3 separate regions of the Homo sapiens genome follow, and all the other regions are linked to region 1. A link is a loop called in an ENCODE intact Hi-C map of the cell type or tissue named here. Cell type or tissue: heart right ventricle. All regions are shown on one strand. Region 1 overlaps SRGN (serglycin). Region 2 overlaps KIFBP (kinesin family binding protein). Region 3 overlaps KIFBP (kinesin family binding protein).

The links. Hi-C counts contacts between places; a loop is a spot of excess contacts. Peaks named below come from ENCODE experiments on the same cell type or tissue, not always from the same donor. Only the 100,000 strongest peaks of a DNase experiment are listed, where the experiment ranks them.
Region 2: a loop joins it to region 1, with 4 times the contacts of the local background. A loop is called at or near these places in 89 of 110 quality-filtered maps.
Region 3: it touches region 1 in a loop (12-fold over the local background); 93 of 110 quality-filtered maps call a loop at or near these places.

What each region holds. Positions count from the first base shown.
Region 1 is chr10:69,090,759-69,095,758 of GRCh38, reverse strand. All of the region lies in intron 1 of SRGN (serglycin), which reads right to left. Among named protein-coding and RNA genes, the nearest start is that of SRGN, 5.2 kb to the right of the region's middle. In heart right ventricle, CTCF peaks have their summits at 1,532 and 2,276 (motif pointing right); a DNase peak (open chromatin) is centred at 2,258; H3K4me3 peaks cover 1,841 bases; H3K27ac peaks cover 2,339 bases.
Region 2 is chr10:69,010,479-69,015,478 of GRCh38, reverse strand. KIFBP (kinesin family binding protein) reads right to left here. Exons shown (of 7, transcript NM_015634.4): 6 at 4,464-4,579. Among named protein-coding and RNA genes, the nearest start is that of KIFBP, 24 kb to the right of the region's middle. In heart right ventricle, no CTCF peak of the experiment used is centred here; no DNase peak of the experiment used is centred here.
Region 3 is chr10:69,002,656-69,007,655 of GRCh38, reverse strand. KIFBP (kinesin family binding protein) reads right to left here. Exons shown (of 7, transcript NM_015634.4): 3 at 2,531-2,610; 4 at 1,741-1,924. Among named protein-coding and RNA genes, the nearest start is that of KIFBP, 16 kb to the right of the region's middle. In heart right ventricle, a CTCF peak has its summit at 2,681 (motif pointing left); no DNase peak of the experiment used is centred here; H3K27ac peaks cover 806 bases.

The sequences.
Region 1 (5,000 bases):
TAGTATTTTTAGTAGAGATGGGGTTTTGCCATGTTGCCCAAGCTGGTCTCAAACTCCTGAGCTCAGGCAATCCACCCACCTTGGCCTCTGAAAATGTGAGGATTACAGGCGTGAGCCACCATGCCCGGCCTATATAGGAGGTTCTTTGTTAGCTAATGAAATAAAATCTTCCTTCCTCAGTTTAGCAAAGACAAAGGCCTGGTGGTGAGAAATACTTCACCGCCCTTCAAAAAGTTCATCTCCTCCCCACTCCAAGCATATACTTTATTCTAATGAGTGCAACTAATAATTACCTAGCAAGAAGGAGCATGTCTAGGATTCTTGAAAGTCAGGAAGGGTAGTTTTAAAGCTCACCACAAAATAATGGAAAACATTCAGATAAATTACAAGGCATCAACTCATAAGAGAATACTAACCAAATGAAGAAAAGTACTTTTTTTTTTTTTTTTTTGAGATGAAGTCTCGCTCTGTTGCCCTGGCTGGGATGCAGTGGCACAATCTCGGCTCACTGCAACCTCTGCCTCCCAGGTTCAAGCGATTCTCCTGCCTCAGCCTCCCGAGTAGCTGGGATGACAGGTGCCCACAATCATATCCAGCTAATTTTTGTATTTTTAGTAGGGATGGGGTTTCACCATGTTGGCCAGGCTGGTCTCGAACTCCTGACCTCAGGTGATCCACCCGCCTCAGTCTCCCAAAGTGCTGGGATTACAGGTGTGAGCCACCACACCCGGCCGAAAGTACTTTTTATGGAAAAGACAATGTGGCATTGTAGAAAAACCTATACTTAAAAATGAGTGAGAGGGTGAGAGGCGGGTAGGCAAAAACTTTTTTTTTTAATAAAATAAAAATAAAAATTAGGTTGGGTGTGGTAGCTCATGCCTGAAATCCCAGCACTTTGGGAGACTGAGGTGGGAGGATCACTTGAGCCCAGGAGTTCAATACAGGCTGGGCAACATAGAGAGACTCCCATTTCTACCAAAAAAGAGAAAAAAGATTTTAAAAATTAGCTGGATGTGGTAGCACACATCTGCAGTCCCAGCTACTTAGGAGGCTGAGGCAGGAAGATTGCTTGAGACTGGGAGGTCACAGTGAGCCAAGATTGCACGGCTGCACTTCAGCCTGGGTGACACAGCGAGACTGTCTCAGAAGAAAAAAGTTTATTTACAAAATTAAAAATAAATAAAAATAACTGAGAAAATCAGAATACCTCTTTGCATGAATAATAGTTTCAATTATATAAACAGACATGGGGGGAAAAATGGAAGGAAATACACAAAAATAACTGGAGGTAGAATCTTTGGTGATTTTTTTTCTCATTTTGTTTTCTAAATTGCTATAATAAACAATATTCCTCTAAAAACATAAACATTAAACACTTTAATATAGAAAACAGTAAATATTCTCCCATTGGATTTTCTTTCTTTTCTTTGTAACTATATATTATTCTATCATAATCTTTCCTATGATTCCTGAGTATAGCTTACAATGTCTGGTCTGGGAGAGCTGTTTGTCCAAAATGAGCTAACTCTGCCACTGCCTGGAGGCTGGGGATAAGGCAGGCAAAATGACCTTTCAATGTCTGCCCCTTACTGGCTGTGTGATCTTGGCCAACTTAAACTTCCTGTGCCTCAATTTTCTCATCTGTAGGATGGGGCAGTAATAGAGTTAATAAGGAGATACAAATGTTAGGTTCTCAGAGTAGTACCTAGCACATAGTCAGAGCTCTTCATTGCTAGTTCCTGTCATGAAAAGGAGGAGGACAACAATGACCTATGATCTCCGAGAGTGAACATCTTATAAATTTAAATTCAAATTCCCATTCTACCATTTAGTATCTCTAGGAGTCTCAATTTATGGACTTTCTTTCTTTTCTTTTTTATTTTTCCTTATTTTGAGATAGAGTCTGGCTCTGTTGCCCAGGCTGGAGTGCTGTGGCACATCTCAGCTCACTGCACCCTCCGCCACCTGGGTTTAAGCTATTCTCCTGCCTCAGCCTCCCGACTAGCTGGAATTACAGGCACGTGCCACCATGCCCGGCTAATTTTTTGTAGTTTTAATAGAGACGGGGTTAGCCAGGAAGGTCTCGATCTCCTGACCTCGTGATCCCCTCGCCTTGGCCTCCCAAAGTGCTGAGATTATAGGCGTGAGCCACCGCGCCCGGCCTGGTTTCACTCTTTCTCTTTTGATTCTTTCCTGAGGCAGCATTAGTTTAGCATCTAATTGCTACTTAGACGTCTCTTCCTGTAGGTGAAATAAAAATCCAGCATCTTCTCCAGCAGAGGGCGGTGTCTTCACACCTTGTACTGTCTAGACCAACTTTGTCCAATAGAAACACAAAGCAAACCACATAGGGAGTTTTAAATGTTCCAGCGGCCATATTTTTAAAAGTAAAAAGAAACAGGTGAAATTAATTTTATTTAACCTAACATATTCAAATATTGTCCTTTAACATATCATCAATGTAAAAGTTATTACTGGGATATTTTGCATTCTTTTCTTCATACTAAGGGTTCCAAATCTTGTATATTTTGCATTCACAGCCTGTCCCAATTTGGCCTTGCCACATTTCAAGTGTTCAGTAGCCACAAGTGACTTGTGGCTACCGTACTGGACAGAGCAGGCCTAGGCAGTCTCTTCTGCAAGCCGCTGATGCACTGAGTATCAAGCTGAGAAAATGTTTGCTCACACAGGAAGCTAAACAGAAAAATAATGCTTAATGAGAAAGCATCCAGGTGAAAGACCACATCTTTTCACCAGCATGACAAATACAACTGTAGCATATTAGTAAAAAATATTTCTAGAATACAAAATTCCCCCAGAGTTCAGAATCTCAGCTAATTAAAATTCGTAACGAAGGCTTTCTTTTGGGGGATGATGAAAATGTTCTAGAAGCAATTATAGTGATGGTTGCATGACTCTGTGAATATACTAAAAAACATTGAACACTTTTTTTTTTTTTTTTTTGGAGACAGAGTCTTGCTCCGTCATCCAGGCTGGAGTGCAGTGGTGCAATCTCAGCTCACTGCAACCTCCACCTCCCAGGTTCAAGTGATTCTCCTGCCTCAGCCTCCCAAGTAGCTGGAATTACAGGTGCACACCACCATGCCCAGTTAATTTTTGTATTTTTAGTAGAGACAAGTTCTCACCATGTTGGCCAGGCTAGTCTCAAACTCTTGACCTCAAGTGATCCACTTGCCTTGGCCTCCCAAAATGCTGGGATTACAGGCATGAGCCACCACACCTGGCCTAATCACTGAATTGAACACTTTTAATGGGTGAACTGTATGGTATGTGAACACTATCTCAACAAAGCTATTTTAAAATTTTATAAAGAAATCAAAAGTAGAAGGGATCCCACTCCAAAAGCCTATCTAATTTGGGGCCGATGATGTTAAATGTACTTTAAAATAAAGAACAAGTTACAGACACTAAATTCTTGACATAGCTATTCAAGGGTGTTGGCAGGATGTGAAAATTTACAGTTCCAGCCCCTGAGGTTGTGAGAGTATCTTGACTCTATCTTGCTTGAGATAAATGTCTTGTGATTATAGTGGCTATGCTCATGGATAGAAATGTTATCTTCCTAAAAGGTCCACTTATGGGATTTGTTGGTTAATTGTGTAGTGGATTCCAAGGGAAAGAATGGTTTTTATTTGAATCCTATCCCTCACTGCCCACCTCCCCCACCACCCTGAGTCCTGCTTTACCAAAATACTTTCTATGAGTAAATGTTACCAAAGCAAACAACTTTCTCCAATAGTCCATACCTTTTTATATTATGGTACTAACTTTTCCCTCAACATAATCACAATATACTAATTTCTTTTTTTTTTCTTTTCTTTTCTTTTTCTTTTTTTTTTTTTTTTTTTTTTTTTTTTTGAGACAGAGTCTCAGTCTATCGCCCAGGCTGGAGTGCAGTGGCATGATCTTGGCTCACTGCAACCTCCATCTCCCTGGTTCAAGTGATTCTCCTGCCTCAGCCTCTCGAGTAGCTGGGATTACAGGTGCATGCCACTATGCCTGGCTAATTTTTGTATTTTTAGTAGAGATGGGGGTTTCACCATGTTGGCCAGGCTGGTCTTGAACTCCTGACCTCAAGTGATCCACACTCCTCGGTCTCCCAAAGTGCTAAGACTACAGACGTGAGCCACTGTACCGAGCCTAATTTCCTATTCTTAATGGAAACTTACTGCAGGCATGTTAGAGAAACTTAAGCAGCAACTACCATGAAGGGGAAAAGAAGACCATTTGATTTATTCAAAATGGTAGCATTATCTAAGCCGGAGTTACTTCCTCCTGGTCTATCAATTCCACAAGATGGATAAGCTTCCCCCACTCTTGCATGGTTTGACAAGCTATAAAAAGCTCCTAAGTTTACTTTCAATTTCTCCCTCAACTCAGTGGGAAACGTTATAGCAAGGGCTACGGTCAAAGGATTTTTTGTTTGTTTGTTTAAATAAAGAAAACCTCTGATCCATGAGCTGCAGTAGAAAGTTAATTCTGGCCTTGAAATCAGACGACCAGTTCAGCCGTTAATTAGTTGTAATGGGTCTTGGGCAAGACTCACAAATTTTTTGCAAGAGGTTAATGTATAGAGCAAATGAGATGAGAAATGTCAGATCCAGTTTTCTCCTCTATAATTGGTGCTAATTCCTCATCACAGGGAATGTGATGATGATTACCAGAGAATGGATGTGAAATCACTTTACAAAGAGCAGCACAAGGAGTGGATCAGTATCATTCCTGTGAGCTAGGAGACAGTATACAGTGGACACATGGCGGGCCTGGCCTCCTTGGCTGCACCTGTTCATGGATATTCCATTTTTTTTCTTTATGGGTGTCATTGGAAAAGAGAGGCAATAAAAGTGGAAGATTCACAGGCCTCATCAAATCCCCTGGAGCCCTACATTAAATAGATTAGTCATCTGTGCTCTCCAGAGTTACACATCCCCAAATTTCCATTTCTTTGTGCTTGGTAAACACAATCTTACCCCACATCT
Region 2 (5,000 bases), 80 kb after region 1:
TTAAAGCAAACTTCAGAGTTTTTTAGAAGAGAAGTCTCTTACTTTCCAGCCTGGTTTAGAAGGGTATCATAATCTTAAACACCTTTGAAAACTTCTTTCTTTCTTCCGATTATATTAAAAACTCAAGAAATGTGGAAAAAAAAGTATTTAAATAGACAAGCTGCTTACATATCATTTATTCTGAGGAACTGAAATTTATTTACAGTTACTCCTTCCAATAAGATAAATGCTACATGTAAAAGTACTTTGAGAATTGTGAAACATTATATATATGTGATACATTACTCCCAGCACTTTGGGAGGCCAAGGCGGACAGATCACGAGGTCAGGAGTTGAAGACCAGCCTGGCCAACATAGTGAAACTCTGTCTCTACTAAAAATATAAAAAATTAGCCAGGCATGGTGGCAGGCGCCTGTAATCCCAGCTACTTGAGAGGCTGAGGCAGGAGAATCGCTTGAACCCAGGAGGCAGAGGTTGCAGTAAGTGGAGATTGCGCCACAGCACTCCAGCCTGGGTGACAGTGCAAGACTCCATCTCAAGAAACAAACAAACAAACAAAAAGACTGTAATCTACATCATAAAAATGTTTCACAAGGATGCCATTAAGATTAATGCTACCATGTTTATGCTATTAGTTATTTAGTGAAATATATCAGACAGAAATGCTCTAGGTCTCTTAAAGACATCAAAGTGAACAAAGAGTTAAATCTACCTTCCTAGTTAAAGTTTTATCTCCTCTACCTCTTGGGGGTGGGGGGGGGCAAATAAAAAAAGAAAGAATAACTAAGGTGGTTAAGAAATAGGGTAAGCTCTTCTTGGCCAATAAAAATAAATAATAGATCCCAAGGCCTTTTCTTCTTTTCACTTGACACTGTCTCACCAATGATCTTTCCACAAACCCTTCAAGGTTTCCAAATGCTCAGAAGATGAAGACAACAATGCTTCAAAGCCTTGATTGCTCCAGCCCCTTTCTAACTCTAACTTTAGCTTATATCACACTCCCTCTCCCTCAGCTCCAACCTCACAGCCTTTGCTCCATCCCTTCTGATATCATCCTCCCTTACGCCACAGAACTTCTAAACATGTTGCTTCAGCTCCTTGACATGGTGTGCCTTCTTTTCTTCAGTCTAGGTAACTCCTACTTACTCATCCCCAGAGCTTGCTTGTTATTTCCTCCTATTGTGCCTTCTCATATCATGTGTCTCTCCTTTGTGGAACTTAGCAAAATTGTACTTTTACATGAAGTTAAAGGCTAGGTTCATTTTTGTTCATCATAGTATCCTTGGCCAATGACTAGCACAGGGTTGGCATAAATAAATACTTAATTGAATAAATTTATGTATGTCTTAAAGCTTGAACTGAAGAAGGTCTTTCAGATAAATATACAGATGATAAAGGATGAAGTTAAGGTTAAAAAATAAAGTCAGGGGTGAGCGCAGTGGCTCACACCTGTAATCCCAGCACTTTGGGAGGCCGACGTGGGTGGATCGCTTGAGCTCAAGAGTTCAAGACCAGCCTGGGCAACATGGTAAAACATCGTCTCTAACAAAAATACAAAGAATTAGCCGGGCACAGTGGCACACACCTGTTGTCCCAGTTACTTGGCAGGCTGATGTAGGAGGACTGCTTGAGCCAGGGAGGTGGAGGATGCAGTGAGTGGAGATCATGCCACTGCACTCCAGCCCGGGTGACAGAAACCCCATCTCAAAAAACAAAACTGGGTTTAAGGAAAATCTGAGTAGTTTAGTAGCATGGCAAATATGTGAGTTTAAACTAACCAAGTGATGAAGTTTTAAGTTCCCAGACTAGAAACATCAACTAAATGAAAGGTAAGGGTCAAATCATAGTGCGATTTGCTTGACACAATTACTTCAAATGTAGATCATAAGTCTCTAAATCTTGTATACTTCCTTCCTTCTTGGGCTGCTTGTTTACTTACATGTTCTCTCTAGGATGCTTATTTAAATTAGCCTACTGTTTTGCTCCAATAGTCCCTGCAACCCTCCTTTTCCAGCTTTCTTTACCTGACCAGAATAAACTTGACAGCTCTTCCTGGCTCCAAATTCTCTACACATAAAGCCCCACAGTTATTCTCCCTACTTCCTGTCTTTCCTTAATATGCCTCCTCTTTACCCTCTGACCTCTAAAATTATCTTCATCTTTTCAAGACCTATGCTTCTGATGTGTTGAGGTTTGTTTGTTTGGTTTTCTTTCGTTTAGTAGTTTCACAAGGTTCTATATTATTTACCACTGATATGGTTTGGATTTGTGTCCCTGGCCAAATCTCACATTAAATTGGAGGAGGGACCTGGTGGGAGGTGACTGGATCACTGGGGGCAGATTTCCTCCTTGCTGTTCTTGTGGTAATGAGTGAGCTCTCTCATGAGATCTGATGGTTTTGAAGTGTGTGGCATTTCCCCCTTTGCCCTCTCTCTCTCTCCTGCTTGCCATGGTAAGACATGCTTGCTTCTCTTTCGCCTTCCGCCATGATTCTAAGTTTCCTGAGGGCTCCTAGTCATGCTTCCTGTTAAGCCTGAGGAACTGTGAGTCAATTAACCTCTTTTCTTCATAAATTACCCAGTCTCAGGTAGTTCTTTTGTTTTGTTACCCAGGCTGGAGTGCAGTGGTGCAGTCTTGGCTCACTGCAACTTCTGCCTCCTGGGCTCAAGTGATTCTCCTGCCTCAGCCTCCCCAGTAGCTGGGACTATAGGTGCACACCACCATGCCTGGCTAATTTTTTGTATTTTTGGTAGAGACAGGGTTTCAACATGTTGTCTAGGCTGGTCTCAAACTCATGGGCTCAAGTGATCCACCCACCTTGGCCTCCCAAAGTGCTGGGATTATAGGCATGAGGCGCTGTACCTGGCCTCAAGTAGTTCTTTATAGCAGTGTGAGAACAGACTAATACAACCACTAAAGATTATTATACTTTTATCAAGCAGAGTCCCATGTAAAAAAAAAAAATTATCATACTTTAATACACAATATAAAAAAATAAAAGCACAATGAATCCCCCAGGAAATCTTCCTATGTATCTACACTTAGTATATTGCATCTAAATGATTAATTTTATTATCCTCCCTAGTGCTTAGAAACTAGGATTGGGCATAAATTAATAATGATGATGGTAGTTAACATTTATTAAGGACTTAGTATGTCTCAGGCACTTTTCCGAGGCCTTAATATATACTGACTTAACTCCCATAACAACAGTATTAAGTACTATTATCTCCAACTTACTTGTGAGGAAATAGAGGCAAAAATATATTAAGTAAATTGCCACAAAGACATAGCTACGAAGCGGCAGAGCTGGAGTTCATACCTACCTAGTGTATTTCAAGTCCATGCTCTTCACTGCCATCAGTTCTGCTTCTATTTTTGAACTATTACATGAGCTATTTCTTAAAAGTCTACCCTTTTAGATTTTATCAAGTCCATGCTGTGTGTAAGATAACACTGGGAAGTATATAAAGATTAGTAAGGGCTTGGCCAGGTGTGGTTGCTCACACCTGTAATCCCAGCACTTTGGGAGGCCGAGATGGATGGATCACTTGAGGTCAGGAGTTCGAGACCAGCTTGGCCAAAATGGTGAAACCCCATCTACACTAAAAAGACAAAAATTAGCCAGGCATGGTGGCAGGCACCTGTAATCCCAGCTACTCAGGAGGCTGAGGCAGGAGAATCCTTTGAACCCAGGAAGCAGAGGTTGCAGCTGCGATCACACCACTGCACTCCAGCACGGGCGACAGAGCAAAACTCCGTCTCAAAAAAAAAAAAAAAAAAAAAAAAAAAAAGATTAGGCACAGTGGCTCACACCTGTAATCCCAGCACTTTGGGAGGCCAAGGCAGGAAGATCACTTGAGCCCAGGAGTTCAAGACCAGCCTTGGCAACACAGTGAGAGCCAGTCTCTACAAAATAATTTAAAAATTAACTGGATATGGTGGCACACGCCTGTACTCCAAGGATGAGGTGGGAGGACTGCATGAGCCGGGGAGACCAAGGTTGCAGTGACCCATGATCACGCCACCACACTCCAGCCTGGGAAACAGAGCGAGAGCCTGTCTAAAAAAAAAAAAAAAAAGAATATGATATCGTTCCCAGCTCTCAAGAAGCTTATATTCTAACCAAAGAAAAGTCTTCAAGGAAGAGGTAGTATTTAAGATAGGCCTTGAATGATGAGTAAGATTTATTTTATTTATTTATTTATTTAGAGATGGAGTCTCGCTCTGTTGCCCAGGCTGGAGTGCAGTGGTCCAATCTCGGCTCACGCAGCCTCTGCCTCCCGGATTCAAGCAATTCGAAGAATACGATTTAAAACCAAGAAAGAAATATTTACGAAAACATTCTACACACCTTTCATATTAAACACAATGTGACCCCAATGAGCACAATCCCCACTATGAGTTTTTACTTACAATTTCCTCATTTAAGAAAGAAAAAGGCAGCTTCTGACTGCATTACCTGCATGGAGAGTTGGGCATTCTGCATGAGAGTCAAACAGTATTTGATCCAGCACCTTGCTATTTCCCCCTTTCTTTGATGATAAAGCTCTGGCACTTCTCCTTCAGCTTCAGGAGCTAAAATATACATGTGATTTGTTTAAGTTAATGGTCACAACTGTAATTTTCATTGGGTACTGTAATTTTTTTAATATCACTTTTTCCTGACTATAAAAGTAACAGATCTTTACTGAAGCAGGGGGCTTGGGGAAAAGGGAAGAAAGATCCCCCCCCAAATCCTACTACCCAGAAGCACTCACTATTATTTTTGCATATTTCTTTCTCGCACCACAAACACTTTACTCATATCATTATCAACTCTTAGCTTCATTTTTAAGTACACCATTATATACAATTAAATAGATATTCTATTATTTAACCATTCTTCTAATTCTAACCTGGAATTTGTTGTTTCCAATTCTTTACTATCACAAAAACGTCTATGTCACACAACAGATGGTTGTGGAGAACCTGGTGCTAAACTATTCAGATGACCTGC
Region 3 (5,000 bases), 88 kb after region 1:
GGACACGTGTAGTATTAGCCCAGCAACATCTATAGATAAAAATGTGTTAAATCTTAAAAGCCAAAAGAAAGTTAGAGTTTATATAATGAAACTTTAATTATCTCTCTATAATCCAATCCCTTAACATTTATCGTCATTTCAGCTTTGTCCAGATTGGCTCCCTGTGAGCAACCACTGCTAGAACAGTGAGTGTCTTATGCCCTCTAGGTGGCTGGTAAATGTGGGACTTTAGCAGCTGCCAGGTAGGGATTCACCAAGTAGCAAAACCTCATCACTGGAATCAGATGAAGATGACAATGATATAAATGACAATTGCATTTTTAAAAACATGGTTCAAATCCCTCTTTTTGCAATACGACTTAGTTGGTTTTAACAAAAACTTAAAAAAGATTTTGGTAAAAAAATAAAAGTGCAGGGTGTGGGAGGTCTCATGAAAATTACTGCATGCTCCACATAAGTAATGCTTAACAACTTTAAATTTTAATCACACTTTAATATCTAGATATCTTAGTACTGCCAATTTCCATGGAGTTTTAAGTATAAATTAAAGTCACAGTGAATATGTAATTTTAAAGTTGCTAAACAGAATGAATAAGGGGCCTCCAACAGCTGTAAAAAAGATGTCACAAGCGGAGGCACTGGATAACACTTTGGATGAGGACAATGAAATGGATTCATGAGAATTAGTTAACTGAATGCTCTGATATATGCAGTAGCGTTACTTACACACTTGATCTTAGACCAAAGTCCTAGAAGCGATGCTGCAGTCACCACAGCCCTTTCTCTCCTGCTAATAGCTTTTCTGAATGAAATTCTGTGGGACAATACTTTAATCATCGGGCGCATTTACAGAACCAACGCTAACGAAATGCTCAAAAAGGATAAAGGCCCAAGGATAAGGCAGCGGGTTACCAGAGAGATGAAAGAAGGAACTCTGATAAGCAGAGAACTACCAAAATTTCAGAGAGGCTTGCGAATTCGAAATATAAATAAAAGTAATTTATATTGCTGAGATGTCTTATTAAGGATTAATAGGAAAATCTGGTTAGAAAAGGTGGTGTAAAATTATTTTAGCATTAAAAACTCTCAAGGATTAAAGGAATAAATGGGTCAATTAAGAGTACACCAACATGATGTGAGCAATGCTTTTTTAAATTTTTATGAGAAATTCTGATAAACAACTAAGAAGCTCAAAAACATTGTCCCTGTGTAACAATCCAAAAGAAGTATGGTATAAAGACCTAGAACTTTGGAACTCAGCAGACATATTTCCAACATTAAAAAATTATTACAGAGTTAATTCTGAAAAATAACTGAAATGCATCACATGCTTTTATCAAAGCCCACATTTAACAGTCAACTTCCTCAGTCAAATTCTCAGAGTTATGAGATTACCATTACGTAAAGATAAAGCTATATCTACAAGGTAAAATCTGCAATTTAAGGTAATATCTCACTAAAATGAGTTGAGATAGCGTGCCTATGTTAAAAAAAGAATTGGTCTTAGGTAACATGTAAAACAATGATAAAACTCGGTATTTTAAAACTCAAAATAATTCATACAACAAAAAGCTACAAAATTTTAGTACACGGGCAAACTGGGCTGCATTTTCGGCTTCAGTTGTACATCATAAAATACAAGCTACCTGTTTTTAAAAGATAGTATTTTCAAGGTACTACTGGTTCTATTTTTATACTCACTATTGGTACTCTGTTAGATAACTACTTCAAGAAGCTTACCTTATTGATGTAAAACTGTGACAAGGTAGCAGCATTGATAGCCCACTCTATAGGATGGTAGGCATTGTGCTCAAGCTGGCGTTTTAGTGTACTATGGCAATAGTGAGCAGCCTTCTCAAACATTTCCAGATGCTGGTAGACTTGAGCTAGGTAATATAGGTTATGAGTATAAACCTTTTCAAATCTGTAAAGAAAAAATAAACCAATATTTGTGTAATGGTTTACTTGTTTTTTTTTTTTCCTGAGACAGAGTCTCGCTCTGTTGCCCAGGCTGGAGTACAGTGGCACGATCTTGGCTCACTGCCTCCGCCTCCTGGGTTCAAGCAATTCTCCTGCCTCAGCCTCCCGAGTAGCTGGGATTACAGGCGCCTGCCACCATGCCTGGCTAATTTTTGTATTTTTGGTAGAGACGGGGTTTCACCATAATAGTCAGGCCAGTCTTGAACTCCTGACCTTGTGATCCACCCGCCTCAGCCTCCCAAAGTGCTGGGATTACAGGTGTAAGCCACCGTGTCCGGACCATGGTTTACGTTTTATAAGTAAATTTCATATATATTTATTTTGATTATCCCACCAACCCTTTGAGTTGGATTTGTTTATTGTATCTATTTGACAGATAAGGAAACTGAGTCTCAGGTTTGAACAAGGTCAAATAACAAGTAAGTGGTAAATGGAGGTTTTACTCCTGTCAGAATCCACATTCTATAACCTTTATAAGTGACTTTTTGAACAATCACTAATCTATGATATGTGGAAATATTTGCAAGGGCTGATTTCTATACCTACTCACCTTTTTGATCTCTCTTGTTCAGTAAGTTTCTCTTCTTCAGGAAGAAAACGCTCAGTAGGATCAAGAGGAGGACTCCCAACCTACAATTAAGAAAAACAAAAGCTCTTTAAAGTTTTAAACTGTAAACACCAAGTGCCCTCTTCTGGAGGACCTGGAGAAATCAACTTCTACAAGCCAAATACATTTCATTTTTTCCTAGTTCATTTTTATGTTACTCAAGAAGTAATTTTCTGTTTTTTAAATTTTTATTTATTTATTGAGACAGGGTCTCTGTCACCCAGGCTGGAGTGGAGTGGCACAATCTCGGCTTACTGTAACCTCCGTCTCCCGATCCTCCCACCTCAAGCAATCCTCCTACCTCAGCCTCCTGAGTAGCTGGAACCACAGGTGTGCACCACCAGTCCTGGCTAATTTTTATATTTTTTGTAGAGACAGGGTTTCGCTATGTTGCCCAGACTGGTCTTAAAACTCCTGGGCTCAAGCAATCCACCTGCCTTGGCCTCCCAAAGTGCTAGGATTATAGGCGTGAGCCACTGCACCCGCCTCAACAAGTAATTTTCTTAACCATAAAATCTGAGTCAAACAAATAAAAGATACCCTTTTATTTGTTTTAACCAAATGTCAAAAGTTCACATTTGACAAAATTTTACTGTTGTTGCAGTTAAACTGCAAATATGCAAAAAATCCACCAATCTGCTTTTAGACATATATAATTCTTGAAGTATTTTTTCTTTTTTTAATTCTTATTTATTTATTTAGAGATGGGGGTCTTGCTCTGTTGCCCAGGCTGGTCTTGAACTCCTAGCCTCCAGTGATCCTCCTGCCTCAGCCTCCCAAAGTGCTGAAACTACAGGCATGAGCTAAGGTGCCCAGCCTCTTTAAGTTTTTTTTTTTTTTTTTTTTTTTGGAGATGGAGTCTCGCTCTTTTGCCAGGCTGGAGTGCAGTGGTGCGATCTCGGCTCACTGCAACCTCCGCCTCCCGGGTTCAAGCGATTCACCTGCCTTAACCTCCTGGGTAGCTAGGATTACAGACACGTGCCACCACCCCCAGCTAATTTTTGTATTTTTAGTAGAGACGGGGTTTCTCCATGTTGGCCAGGATGGTCTCAATCTCTTGATCTCATGATCCGCCTGCCTCGGCCCCCGCAAAGTGCTGGGATTACAGGTGTAAGCCACCGTGCCCGACCCCTCTTTAAGTATTTCAAATGGCAATTTTGTCTGGTAAAAGGGCTCTTTTAAAAACATGCATAAGCAAAACAAATAGGAAAAATGTATATATTTCTACAGTAGTAGTATTCTAAACTGACCACTAATAAAAATCAAATGAGAGATTTTAATATTTATTCTAATATTTTTTTCTCAAGGAAATAACAAAAGTGTATTACCCCCTTTCAATACAGGGACATTAAAACCAGATTCCATTATTTATTGCCTTGGGCAAGTCACTTGATCTCTTGTGCTTCTGTTTAGTCATCTATAAAATAAGGGTAATAACAGTATCTATCTCATGAGGATTAAGTAATATTTATAAATCACTTACAACCCCCTCTTACGTCTTCCAAAACAGAACTACCTAACCTCTGCCTCATTCTACTTCTATGAGGATAGTCCCATCTAGAAACACACTCTTGCTTTTAACTGAATTCATTAAACTCAAAAAGGAACAACGTCTTTCATAAAAATATGATTTTACATTCTGGATGTAAACACTAAAAGCATCACAACGTGGGCTCCCAGGATTCACATAAAGTAAAAACAACTAAGACAGGAAGCAAGGCCCAAGGCAAACACAATAGATAAGTAATTCTTCAGAGAACTCTTCAACAATTCCGAGGGCTGCTTACCATGCTTACCCCTGTCTAGATGAGGGGAATTAATCAATATATTATTTTATGTACATACTTCACTGTTATGGCTTTCACACATCATACGTAATATTAATACAGTCAAATCAGTCTCTTAACTGAAACAGAGGTACAACTAAACACAAGGAATTTCACTATATGTGTTATGTTTCCATACAAATACTATTTTTAATGAAATACTATTGATGCTTAGTAACTTTTTTTTTTTTTTTTTTTGTAAAGACGGGTTCTTGCTTTGTTGCTCATGTTGGTCTTGAACTCCTGGCATCAAGCAATCTTCCCACCTCGGCCTCCCAAAGTGCTGGGATTATAAGTGTAAGTCACCGTGTTCAGCTTTTACATTTTATTTTACTTATTTTTGAGACAGGGTCTTATTTGGTTACCTAGGCTGGCGTGCAGTGGCAGGATCCTCGCTCACTGCTGCTTTGACCTCCTGGACTGCCCTCCCGGACTCAAGCCATCCTCCCACCTCAGCCCCCGAAGTAGCTGGGACCACAAGCACACGCCACCACACCCAGCTAATTTTTTTTTAGTTTTTGTAGAGACAGCGTATCACTATGTGGCCCAGGCTGATCTTTGAACCTCTAAGTCAGGCAATCCACCCA